2 separate regions of the Homo sapiens genome follow, and region 2 is linked to region 1. A link is a contact called in ENCODE Hi-C data. All regions are on one chromosome and are shown on one strand. The core of a region is the stretch at or near the end of the contact, and the rest is flanking DNA. Distances in the headings are between cores, read along the strand shown.

Region 1 (6,012 bases), core at 1,781-4,280:
GACGCAACATACCAGGTGGGACGTCCGGCTTTTTCACAGCCAACCATCATCATGTTGAAATGTGTTGTCTTATTACACAATACTATCACATTCATTCTCTATAGCTAGGACAGTCTAATAACTATAAGTTATAAATTACATTTTCTTTTTTTTTGAAACATAAATTATATTTTCTAAGAACTGCATTTTAGGGTAAGAGGACATTACCCCAAAAAACTATCCTAAAAAAAAAGGCATTGGGTCTAACAGCTTTGCACACCTGACCTGGGAGCCCAACAGCGTCCCTGCACAGAGGACACGGTAAACAAACTCCTGCTGGGGGGAGACACGTGAGTGACAGCATTTGTGCAGGGTGAAGGCCCCATCTCAGAGTAACACGTGAACGATCCCCAGCTCCCGCCTGCGAACTGAGATGCCAACTCCACCACCAGCAGCGGAGCTCGGAAGACGGCCGGGTAGCGTTTCCAAAAGCCCCGGCATGCCCGAGAGTTCAAAGAGGCACCACTGCTTCGGCCAGCACAGCAGCCGTCATGTGGAGCTGCCCCCAGACTTCCCACACCCCCTGGCGAGGCCCACAAAGCACCTAACCCAGCGCCAGCCACCAGCACACACGGGCAGCGAGGTCACAACAGTCCCTCCAGGCTTGTTGCGGCTCCCATTCCTCGGCGTCCACATGTCCTCCCCGGCGCCCCCGCTGCCGTCCCACCATTCTCTCTCCTCCCAGACACACCGGGCAGAAGGCTACAGCCAGGCCAGGGAACCTGAAGTGAGTAGCGCTCAGTCAAAAGGCCCCTCGTCAAGCACAAAGCCGTGCCGTGTCCACTGCCTCAAGCAGGACTTCTTTCTGGCCAGGCGTGGGGAAGGCTAGCGACACCAGAGCCTGCGCTTCAGCACGAGCTGTCGGCTGGAATATCTGACAGGAAGCCTCGGATGAGTGGACACCAAGCAGGTCCGAGACTTTCTAAGACATCATAAAGGTTCTACTCAAACAGTTTGCAAACTACCACACAGCTTTCTAAGATTAGACTCATTAGACTCTACTTTTTAAAAATAAGCAAAATAAAAACTGCAGACTTGAATGAAAAGTTTGATATATTCATGTGAAATGTATAAACACCACATACGAAGAAAAACATATGTAAAGACTAGCCAGGTAGAGTAGGAAAAAGGAAAGAAGCACATGTACATTTTCTAAGATCTGGTGGGTTAGTTCCAAAGAAAAGGTGCATGGGTCGGCTTTATGTGGAAAGGAAACGTGAGGATGACTTCAGGTCATCCTGGCAGGATGCCATGTGTTCGGTTTCGGTCTAACTAAAAGTCAGCTTTAGTTAGAAACTGCTGAGACTGCTGAGGCAGACACCGCGCATCTCCAGCAAACTGAGCCACTAAGCTGCGGGCCTGGGCGAGGAGGTGACGCGCTTCTCCCCAAGTGACCTGAAGGCCCCGGCACCCTGGTCTGTTCTTACCATCGCACTTTGTTGCACGTCTGGGTTGCCCCGAGAGGGGAGCCGGCCACCATGGGGACCTGGATGGGGCTGTGCTGCTTGTTCGTGACCAGATCCAGCTTTTCTTCTAAGGATTTACAAGTAGCCTCCAGGGCTTGCAATTTGGCTTCAATGCTATCCAACCGCAAGCAGATTGTCTGGTTGATGGAATACAGGAATGACTGGAAGTGAAAAAAGACCGGCTTTAGGAAGGGTCTCCTGAACTGTAAGAAGACAACCCCAAGAAACACCAAACAGCTATTTCCTGATCTCAACTCTATCTATTCAGACAGAACAATCCCCACACTGGAAATAGCCCGTGAGCTATGAGCCAGAAACATGTGAGTAACACGTCCACATTTTACACACGAGTCACACGTCCTGTTTCAAATGTGATGATTTAGTCATGGTTTCACTTCTACGTGCAGTTGCAATTCTTGGTTAAGCCCATTTAATTTTAAAAATGTACTTTAATATGTTATTATTAATCAGTAAATTTACACATAAAACTAGTCAAATCTTCTCAACAATAAAAACAGATTACACCTAACATCGACACAGCATAAAAGCCACAGGCCACGCACATTCGCCTCACAGCCCGCTGCCTAATGGGAAAAGGTGACGGGACCCCCTGTGGCCCTGACTTGGGATTTGGTCCTGAGGCTCCCGTGGGGCTCTTGAGCGGCAAGCTTGCCACCTAGTGGTTGGCAAAGCCGGGCTCCACGTCTGACCTTTCCGGCTGAGTCTCCTCCGGATTCCTAACTCCAAGTAACCAGTGAGCAGTCACGTGCCGGACCCCAAACCCAAGAAACAGAGAAACACACAAACCAGAAAGGGAAGAATTTCATTTCCCCAGCTGCCGTCCCAGCCAGGAGCCACCATGAGCACACGTGGAAACGTGTTAATCACACAGGAATTGCACTGTGCAAAAGAGACACCCTCCACCAGGTCTCACCAGCAGACAGAAGGACACTCCTTCAGGTCTAGGGAGGGACAGGTTGGGGGAGCGCCCACCAGCCCTGCTTAGTACTCAGGAAGGCTGGCACCTGCCTTAAGAATCAACAGCTGAAAACAGCACAGAATTCGTGTTTCGTCTTTTCTCTCTCCTTTCCTGCCCATGACCTAAAGAGCGTGGGGTCCAAAGTGTGCACATCAGAAGGAAGGGGGAGGTAGGCTCGAGACAGCAGGGGTGGCACTGAGGCAGCCACTGAGAGCGGGCCGTGGAGCTCGCAGCACAGGGGAGCGGGAGGCCGGCCCACATTGACAGGGGAGCGGGAGGCCGGCCCACATTGGAGCCGGAACGGCTTTCCCAATAACTGCAGCTGACCTACAACACTGCTTATGCCCACTCTCCTTTCTGATCTCAAGGGAATCTGCAGAATATCAAAACTGCAGTGATATCATACATCATGTAGCTGGCATGGAAACCTGGCGTACACAGTGGCAGGGACAGCCCTGCAGGAGGGAAAATCCACATATTGCCCAACAACTCGCCTTTTCTCAGGTCACCACCTCTCCTGGCAAGATTCACCACTGGGCGCTGATATAGACAGGAGCTAAAGAAACCAACTGAAACTCACCCTCCCTGACTGACTACTCTCTGTTGAAGGCGCGTGTGAGAGAGGGAAGGAGCCACGGCGTCAGGTGGACTCAAGCCCACGTGATGACACTCAATCAGCTTACCTACAAAGGAGGCACGGTCCCTGGCATGACAAACATGCATCGTCGTGAAAAGCAACAATAGGTGGCTGAATCCCTGAATGGCCACTGATAACGCCGCTATTTTCAACAACCGGAGAACATCAAATGTTTGGCTCTCAAATTCTTTACACAGTACACCCATGTTATTTTAATTCTGAATTACAAATGATTCTGCCTGGGGTTTTGGGAAAAATCACTCTTATATACCAATAAAACAACCTAGAGCCACGCACACGACTCTACGCAAGTCACATTCAACCGGGGGCCCACCCTCTTCTCAACAGTGGGACAAGGAGGAAGGCAGGGCCACTCCCGTGCCCACTTTATACATTTCTGTTCTATGTGCAACAGATGTGTGTTCTGTGATAAAATCAGAGCTGCGTTTTATTTAGGGAATGATAACGCAGTGTTTACTAACAGAGCCACATCCTATCCATTGGTTGGAAACAGGCATTTTACAGTCAATTTATTTGTAAGTTTTTCGTACACATTTACACTGCTTCTCCTTGTTAACAAAACAAATTAAATATTACCAAATAGACACCCTGTGTAAGTAGAAGAATTATATGAAAAGTGACTTTGGTTTTGTGTTGCTCTCATAACCTTCTCACATGTGCCGATATTTACCTCGGTGACTCTGCAAACACTGGAACCAACCAAGCAAATTCAAAGATCCAAAAATAATTCACTGAATGAGCAGTTCCCAAGAACCCCATCTAGTAAACTTTAGAATCTAAGTGACTTAAATGGCAGACACAGAAGTCATTCATCACTGGTAGAAACTTCACTTTCCTTCCATCCAAAATGGGCCTGCAGGTGTGTGGGAAGATGCCTCCTTCAGCAGCATCTCAAGGTAAACAATTCTTACTCTTTGTGCTCTTCAAGAGAAAAAATGGCTCACACTCTTCTGTAGCGGGCTGCCTGGTGATATAGCCACATCCTAAAGTGATATACCCACATCCTAACCGCCAGAACCTACCCATGTGGTCTCTTTGGAAACTGTGCAGATGTAATTTAGAAACTCTTTGGGTCTGTGTAGATGTAATTTAGTCAATGAGATCAACCTGGATTAGGGTGGGCCTTAAATCCAATGACAAGTCCTTACTAGAGGAGAGAAGGGGAAACAGTCACAGACACACAGAGGCGGCCGCAACATGAAGAGGAAGGCAGAGCTGGAAGGAGCCCCACAAGCTGAGGCAGGGCCGGAGCCACTAGAAGCTGGAAGAGGCAGGAAGGATCCACCTTCTAGAACCTTTGGAGGGAGCGAGACCCTGCCTGCATCTTGATTTTGGATCTCTGGCCTCCACAGCTGAGAGGCTACATTTTGAAGCCATCCCATTGATGGTGATTTGTTATAGCAGCCCTTGAAATCTGCAACGCACTACACACCACAGAACAGAGTCAGATTTTTACCTTTATAGATGGATCCTGGCAATTGATTTCTAGTCGCTGGCGTTTCAAAGCAGGTTCGTCTTCATCTGTCACTACATGATTCTCCAAAACAACTGAAATCAGTGACAGAGAAAAAAAATGTTTAACATGAAAAGTTTTACAGAATTATTTTAACATTAAGATAGTAAACAGTGCTGACACCTTAAGGTTGAAGGAGAAACAGCAGAACCTATCTCATATTTCACCTTTTTAAACTTATTCTCAGTCAGGCAGAAAAACAGGATAACTCCTTAATCCCAAGAAAAGCCCAGACACTGGGCAATTAATGTGCCACTGAGTCAGTCCTAACTCCAAACCTGCAAGCTTCTGACTTCTGACTCCATGCTCTGCGGGGCTGCCCTGTTTGGTTTGAGAAAACCCACGATAAAACCCAATCAATAATAATGATTTCTTCCCAACTTTAAAATAAAGTTTTATCTGTTGGTCACCTCATTCCAAAATCAAAGCCACCCTATCTGCAGGTCCAGAACTAAAAGGGGAAAAAATACACTGAATATCACATTGCCATAGGTGCTGATAATCAAAACAGTGTCAATCTTAACACACTAAGTGACAGAACCCCGACCCTCCCAGGCACAGCTGAGACCAGCTGCCCCCATCACACAGCAAGCGTCAGGTGATCGTCACGGCTTCCCGCAGGATAAGCAACTCGGCCCCAGCTCAGGGCAGCCACAGTGTGGTCCCAACCTCCTTCCTTTTCTCTAAAACTGATTACAAAAACAACGTCAAAGATAACCTCAAAATCAAAGACCAAAATCGGCCACAATTGCCTCATCTCTGCAAATCACATTTCTATCTGTCTGTGACCCTTCTAGTCCTTTTCCTTAGACCTAGTCAATTTTTTAAAATTTACACATTTGCAGTTATAGATAGAAGTTCAAGGTCAACAGTTCTTGTTAAAGATTGTACATTGTGTCATGAGTGTTTTTTCTTCTCATTTCCTTGCCTGAAATGACAGTGTGAACTGTCTAGTGCACTCCTACCGTGCTCTACTCTACATGCTCACACATTGAGATAAACAAACGGCATACATGTGGGAGGTGCGAGACCATCTGCCTCATCAACAGGTTTGTCTGCAGCCTTCCTCTTCACTGAGCAACAAATATGGACTCTGGGTTAATATTAATCGTTTTGTTTGGTTTTTGTTTTTGTTTTTTAAGAGATGAGGTCTTGCTATGTCACCCAGGCTGGACTCAAATTCCTGTACTCAAGGGACCCCCCACCTCAGCCCAAGTAGCTGGGACTATCCAGGTTAATAGGTTTAAGTTTTTAACAGTAATACCAGTGTGTGACTATTTACAAAAATGAATGCCAGTATATAAGAATAGATATTATATACGTGCATACATATGAGCATGCGTATTGTAACACTTCT
Region 2 (6,012 bases), core at 1,734-4,233, 400 kb before region 1:
GAAACCCATGGGCTGCAACCACAGCAGCTGGTACCTACCAAGTACTTGCAGTGTGCCAGGCCTGTGCCAGGGTGCTCCACACACCAGCCCGTCCCACTGACCCCTGTGAGGGCTCCCCATTTTTCTGATGAGAAATAAAGTCCCAGAGGGGTTTGGTCACTCACCCAAGGCCACACAGCCCCTAGCAGCTGTTCCCAGAGCCTGGACTCTTAACTACTACACAGGCATTCCCCACATCATCAGCCCTATGTTTGGACAAGGAGGCAGGCAGGGTAACAGAATTTTTTTTTTTTTTTTTTGAGACAGAGTCTCACTCTATCACGCAGGCTGGAATGCGGTGGCACGATCATCATTAACTGCAGCCTTGAACTCCTGGGTTTAAGCAATCCTTTCTCCTCAGCCTCCCTAGTAGCTGAGAGTACAGGTGCACACTACCATGCCTGGCTAACTTACTTCAATTTTTTTTTTAGTAGAGATGGGGTCTCACTATGTTGCCCAGGCTGGCCTCAAACTCCTGGGCTCAAGTGATCCACCTGTCTCAGCCTCCCAAATTGCAGGGATTACACAGCCACCATCCCCGGCTGGTAACTGAATTATTAGTAGGAGTCAGAACCGGAAGGGAGGGTAGGGGGCTTGTCTTGAAACCATCTGGGCTCCAGATGAGTCCACCATGGCCTGATATCTAGGGCACTATCGGTGGTGACAAGACTCCAGGAGAAAGGAGGGGAGGGCATCTCTGCTTCCAGGCCACCCTGGTGTTCAGGTTTACTTCCGTTCAGCAAACACGAGGAAAGGGCAGAAACCCACTGAATTTCTCCCAGGGGAAGGTGGCAGGATGGGGCCTGACCAGGAATGTCAAGTCAGAAATGACCTGAAGAGATTAGGCATACAGGGGGAGACCATCCCTATTAAAATTATCCAAAGGCAGCCATGTGTAACAGCTGAGCAGATGTGCTGCCTGCTGCCTCAGGATGATGGACCAGTGCATTCCAGCTGGTAGGACTGCAGGAATGGCTGGAACAGGCTGCTGTGATGGGGAGTGAGTTCCCGGTCACTGGAGGTATCCAAGCAGAGTCAGTAACCTGGAGGCAGGGTCTGGTGGAGACTGAAGCGCTGATGAGGGGGTTGAAGTTCATGACCCCAAAATTTCCCTTGACCCTGAAATCCTGGGACTTCCTGGTTTGCACACTGCCCAGAGCTGCCAGCCTCGGGGCATTACAGCCACACACCCTTCACCTGTGCCTCCCAAGCTGAGACTCTGCGGGGCCCCTGGGTTCCCTTTGAGAAGGCCCTGGCCTTCCTTTTTGCCTCAGATATCCTCTTCCTCTTTTCTATTTGCAGGGCAGAATGATCACCTCCCGGTGAGCTCTGTCCTGTGGTCTGGGACCTGCCAGGCGCATGGCATGGAAGACACGTCTCCCAGGCCACCTCCTCCGAGGGTGCCTGGCTGCCCTTCCTAAAACTGCAGCTCCGCCCCAGCTTCCGAGCTCCCTGCTCAGCCCTCACGCCCGACGCTGTCCAGGCATTTACCTGTTTATTTTGTTTATTTTCAGGAATGCAGGGCTGTGGGCTGTGCTGGGGGCACCTAGGACAGGCTGGGCACTGAGAGGGCCTCAAGACACCTTTGTCCACCCGACCGGCAGAAGGGAACTAGACTTGCTCTTGGCAGAATGGGCAGGGGCTGTCCACGACACTACCGCGTGCTGTGCTCACTTCCCAGCATCAGCCCACTCTGACCATCAGTTTCTGCATCTAAGACTTGGGTTAACACGGATCTCAGGACGTAAGGATTAAACGTGATAACACGTGGCACACTCCCTATGCCCAGCATGGCTCACGGCTGGGGATGAAGCAGTTAACCGCCTCCGCTGCAGGAGCGGACTTGGCAGCTGAGCTGCCCCCCCGCCCCCGCCGGGGACCTGTCCCTCTGCCCTCGGCCCAGGGTGCAGGGACAAGGACTGGGTGGCCGCGGGAGTCCCCCGAGCCCCATTGGCCTTCCCTTCCGGCCGCCGCCACGCGGGGCGCCGCGTCCCCACGGGTCTAGACGTCCAGCCAACTTCCCGGCTCTGCAAAAGCCTCTGGGGGTGCGCGGGGCTGGGCGGGGGTGCGGCGTGGTCTCCCCCAGGGTGGGCTCCAAAGCTCCCACCCCCGTCCGGGGCGCTGACACCGCCGACTCGCAAGCCTATGCCGCGCTCGGAGCGCCGCGGGGCCAGCACGCCCGGGCGGGCGGCCCGGAGGAGGCGGCGGCACGGCTGGGGCACCCCCGGCTCCGATCCGCGATGAATGGGGCGGCCCGGGCCCCGCTCCCCGCAGCCCCGCCCGGAGGTCCCGCTCCCCGAGCCCCTCGCTCCGCGGCCCTCGCCAGTACGTTGCCCGGGCGCTTCCCAAACTGCCCACGGAGCCGGACCCCGCGCTGCCAACGCTCCGCTCCGGGCAAGGCTGCGGCCCCCGCCGGGCCCCGGCGCTCGCTGCCCCGCACGTCCGGGCCCGGGAGGAGGAGGTCGGGGGAGCCGGGCCGGGCGCCGCGAGCGCTGGGAGGGTCCGGCCCCGCCGGGGAGCGGCCCCCGAGGGCGCAGGAGCGGGAGCCGGGCCGGAGACCCCCGCGCAGCCCGGTGACACCCCCGCCCCGCGTTCCAGCCCGGGGTCCCCAGGCACCGCGCGCGCCCAGGCGGCGCATCCGCACTCACCTCCGCTCCGAGGCCCGCTCCGCCCGCCACGCCGGCCGCCGCCAACGAGCTCCCGGCCCGCGCCGCCCCAGCGCTCTGCAGCGGAGGCGCCGTCCTCATCCCGACCGCAGGCCCGCCCGGGCCGCCCGCCCGCCGGGCACCGAGCCGCTCTGCCGCGCGCTGCGCCTCGGGGCGGGGTGGGAGGAGAGGGAGCAGCCGCCACCCTGCCCAGGTCGCCGCGGGCCAGCCCTGCAGCCAGCTCCAGCCCTGGGCCGGGTGCTGGGAAGGCCGGACGCCGGCCGGCGGCCGCGGGGTCTGCCCCCCGGAGGCTGGGGCGGCTTAGGTTACAGACTCCGCCGCCCCCGCACCCTCCCCCCAGCTATTTTTAGCGCCGCTTTTCCTAGGTGTTTGTTTCATGGGACCCACCCCGGCGATGGGGGGCCCTGAGGCATTGCTCCCTGAACCCCCTCTTCACACTCCCCAGCCAGCCCACCCCAGAATGGCAGGCCTTGCTGCTGAGACGGAAACGCTGCATTCAGCACAACTTAAAAAACGTCTGCCATAATGCTACCCATGTGGCTTCCAGTGGCTGCTCTATCTCCATCCCTGGCCTGCGCTCCAGCTCCCCAGGTGCCCACACATGACACGCTTGTCCCTGTGCTTCTGTCTAGGAGGTGGGGGATGTCCCGACTGGCACCTGGCACCTGCCTGGGCAAGTTCGGTTTGAGTGGCTCAAGTTGGCCCTCGAAGGCACCATAAGGAGGTCCCCATGGCACGCTTTCTCATAGGTGGGAGCTAACATTGCCCCCAGACCTTCGTGTCTCCACTCTGGGTCCCTTGTCCAGCCCTGGGACTGCCCCAGACTGGCCCGTGAGTTCGGCAGCATTGCTGGTGGGGCGCTAGGAGCCATCCAGGCCCCTAGAGAGGGAGAGGCCCTTACCGGTCATTTGTCCAACATCTCCATTCACAGCCAAGGAAACCAAGGCCTGAAGAAGACAAGGAACCTGCCCAAGGCCACACGGCGGAGATGGCTCCAGGCAGAGCCCCCTGGCCCAGTACGTGCCCGTCCCCGGCTGTCCCAGACAGGGGCGTGTGGGCCTCCTCCAAGGGCAGGGGTGCAGCGTTACGGGCAGCATCTGGGGACGGATCGCCCTCCCCCACTTCAGAGGATCCCAAGTCATGAACTTGGTGGACTTCTAAGAAATAGGGTGGCAGTGGGGGGACTTCGCAGAAAGGAATGCTTTCAGAATTAGTCCTTCAGACAAAGGTCCCCCGGGAGCAGGTCAAGCACGCTTTACTTACGCAAGTTCAAGTTGCACACCCTTTTAAGGACACCTTTATTATGTAAAGCAAGGTGTGGCCTAACCACGGGCCTTCTGGTGGAGCCAATGAGTGGGCCTGCCCCTCCCCCAATCTGGTCTGCCTCCTGAAGCTGTTTTGGGACTCTGCGAACGGTATAGAATAAACTAAAAGGAACTGCACATGGCAGTGGGGTTTCTGTGCTGGCATCGCAGCACATGGCATTCCTGCCAGTGGACGCGAAAACGTGAATTGAAAAAGGGGCAGGGGCTGAAAGGCCCCAGAGGCTCGAGGCTTGGCTCACATTTCCATGGCATCATCTGGGGCCTCCAGGTCCTGGGATCTCCCTTTCCATGGAAAATGGGGAAGAACTAAGAAACCCTCTCGAGTTAATCAGGATTTCAATCAAGCGGGTTTCCTAAAGTTTCAAGGGCCAGGGGTCCCCTGGCTGTGGACAAAGACCCCAGAGGGCGTTTCCTTCCTTCTCGTTTCTACTGGGTCTGTTCTTGTTTCTAAGAAAGACTTCAATTTCCAAACCCGTGTGTGTGTGTGAGAGAGTGCATGTCTGTGTGTGAGTGCGTGTGTGTGAATGCATGTCTCTGTGTGTGAGTGCATGTGTGTATAAGTGTGTGTCTGTGTGCGAGTGCATGTCTCTGTGTGTGAGTGCATGAGTGCATGTGTGTGAGTGCGTGTGTGTGAGTGCATGTCTGTGTGAGTGCGTGTGAGTGCATGTCTGTGAGTGCGTGTGTGAGTGCATGTCTGTGTGTGTGTCTGTGAATGCATGTGTGTGAGTGCATGTCTGTGTGTGAGGGCGTGTCTGTGTGTGAGTGTGTGTGTGAGTGCATGTCTGTGTGTGCGTGTGTGCGAGTGCATGTCCGGGTGTGTGAGTGCGTGTGTGAGTGCATGCCTGTGTGTGAGAGCGTGTCTGTGTGAGTGCATGTGTGTGAGTGCATGTCTGTGAGCGCATGTGTGTGAGTGCATGTCTGTGTGAGTGCATATGTGTGAGTGCATGTCTGTGTGTGAGGGCGTGTCTGTGTGTGAGTGCGTGTCTGTGTGAGTGCATGTCTGTGAGTGTGTGTGAGTGCATGTCTGGGTGAGGGCATGACTGTGTGTGAGTGCATGTGAGTGCATGTCTGTGTGAGTGCGTGTGTGTGTGTGTCTGGGTGTGTGTGCATGTGTGAGTGCATGTGTGTGAGTGCATGTGTGTGAGGACGTCTGTGAGTGCATGTCTGTGTGTGAGTGCATGTCTGTGTGTGTATGAGTGCATGTCTGAGTGTGAGTGCATGTGTGTGAATGCATGTCTTGTGTGAGGGCGTGTCTGTGTGTGTATGAGTGCATGTGTGTGAGCGCATGTCTGGGTGTGTGCGTGTGTGAGTGCATGTGTGTGAGTGCATGTCTGTGTGAGGGCGTCTGTGTGTGAGTGCATGTCTGTGTTAGTGCGTGTGTGTTAGTGCGTGTGTGTGCATGTCTGTGTGAGTGCATGTGTGTGTGCACGTATGTGTGAGTGCATGTGTGTGTGCATGTCTGTGTGTGACTGTGTATGTGTGAATGCATCTGTGTGAGTGCATGTCTGTGTGAGGGCGTGTCTGTGAGTGCGTGTGAGTGCATGTCTGTGTGTGAGCGCATGTGTGTGAGCGCATGTGTGAGTGCATGTGTGAGTGCATGTCTGTGTTTTAGTGCGTGTGTGTGTGTGCATGTCTGGGTGTGTGAGTGCACGTGTGTGAGTGCATTTGTGTGTGAGTGCATGTCTGTGAGTGCATTTGTGTGTGAGTGCATGTCTGTGTGTGAGTGCATTTGTGTGTGAGTGCATGTCTGTGAGTGCATTTGTGTGTGAGTGTGTGTCTGTGTGTGTGTTTGTGTATGAGTGCATGTCTGTGAGTGCATTTGTGTGTGTGAGTGCGTGTCTGTGTGTGAGTATGTGTGTGTGTGACTGCATGTGTATGCATGCACACAAGTTCTTTTCCTAGCCCTGGGGCACCTGAATGCCGCCTGGGCGTGAGAAATGACAGAAGCCCTCACTCAGAGTCCATGCTCACAAGCATGGTGA

Evidence for each region. Hi-C counts contacts between places; a loop is a spot of excess contacts on that map. Pooled maps may share reads with other maps.
Region 2: a loop to region 1 is called in a map of prostate gland, with 5 times the contacts of the local background. The contact joins the promoter of ZNF469 here to the enhancer-like site in region 1. A Hi-C loop is called at or near these places in 2 of 168 maps with a recorded cell type or tissue (ovary and prostate gland) and 7 of 50 pooled maps.

What each region holds. Positions count from the first base shown.
Region 1 is chr16:87,979,714-87,985,725 of GRCh38, reverse strand. It overlaps BANP (BTG3 associated nuclear protein), which reads right to left. Exons shown (of 14, transcript NM_001386991.1): 3 at 4,599-4,690; 4 at 1,467-1,666. Among named protein-coding and RNA genes, the nearest start is that of BANP, 31 kb to the right of the region's middle. RefSeq lists an enhancer at 2,015-2,607. Within about 2 kb of position 3,030, at least 3 of the 41 ENCODE cell types and tissues checked have a DNase peak (open chromatin) inside an H3K27ac peak, as active enhancers do.
Region 2 is chr16:88,379,930-88,385,941 of GRCh38, reverse strand. It overlaps ZNF469 (zinc finger protein 469), which reads right to left and starts at 2,983. Exons shown (of 3, transcript NM_001367624.2): 1 at 2,688-2,983. RefSeq lists enhancers at 3,624-4,167, 4,712-5,256.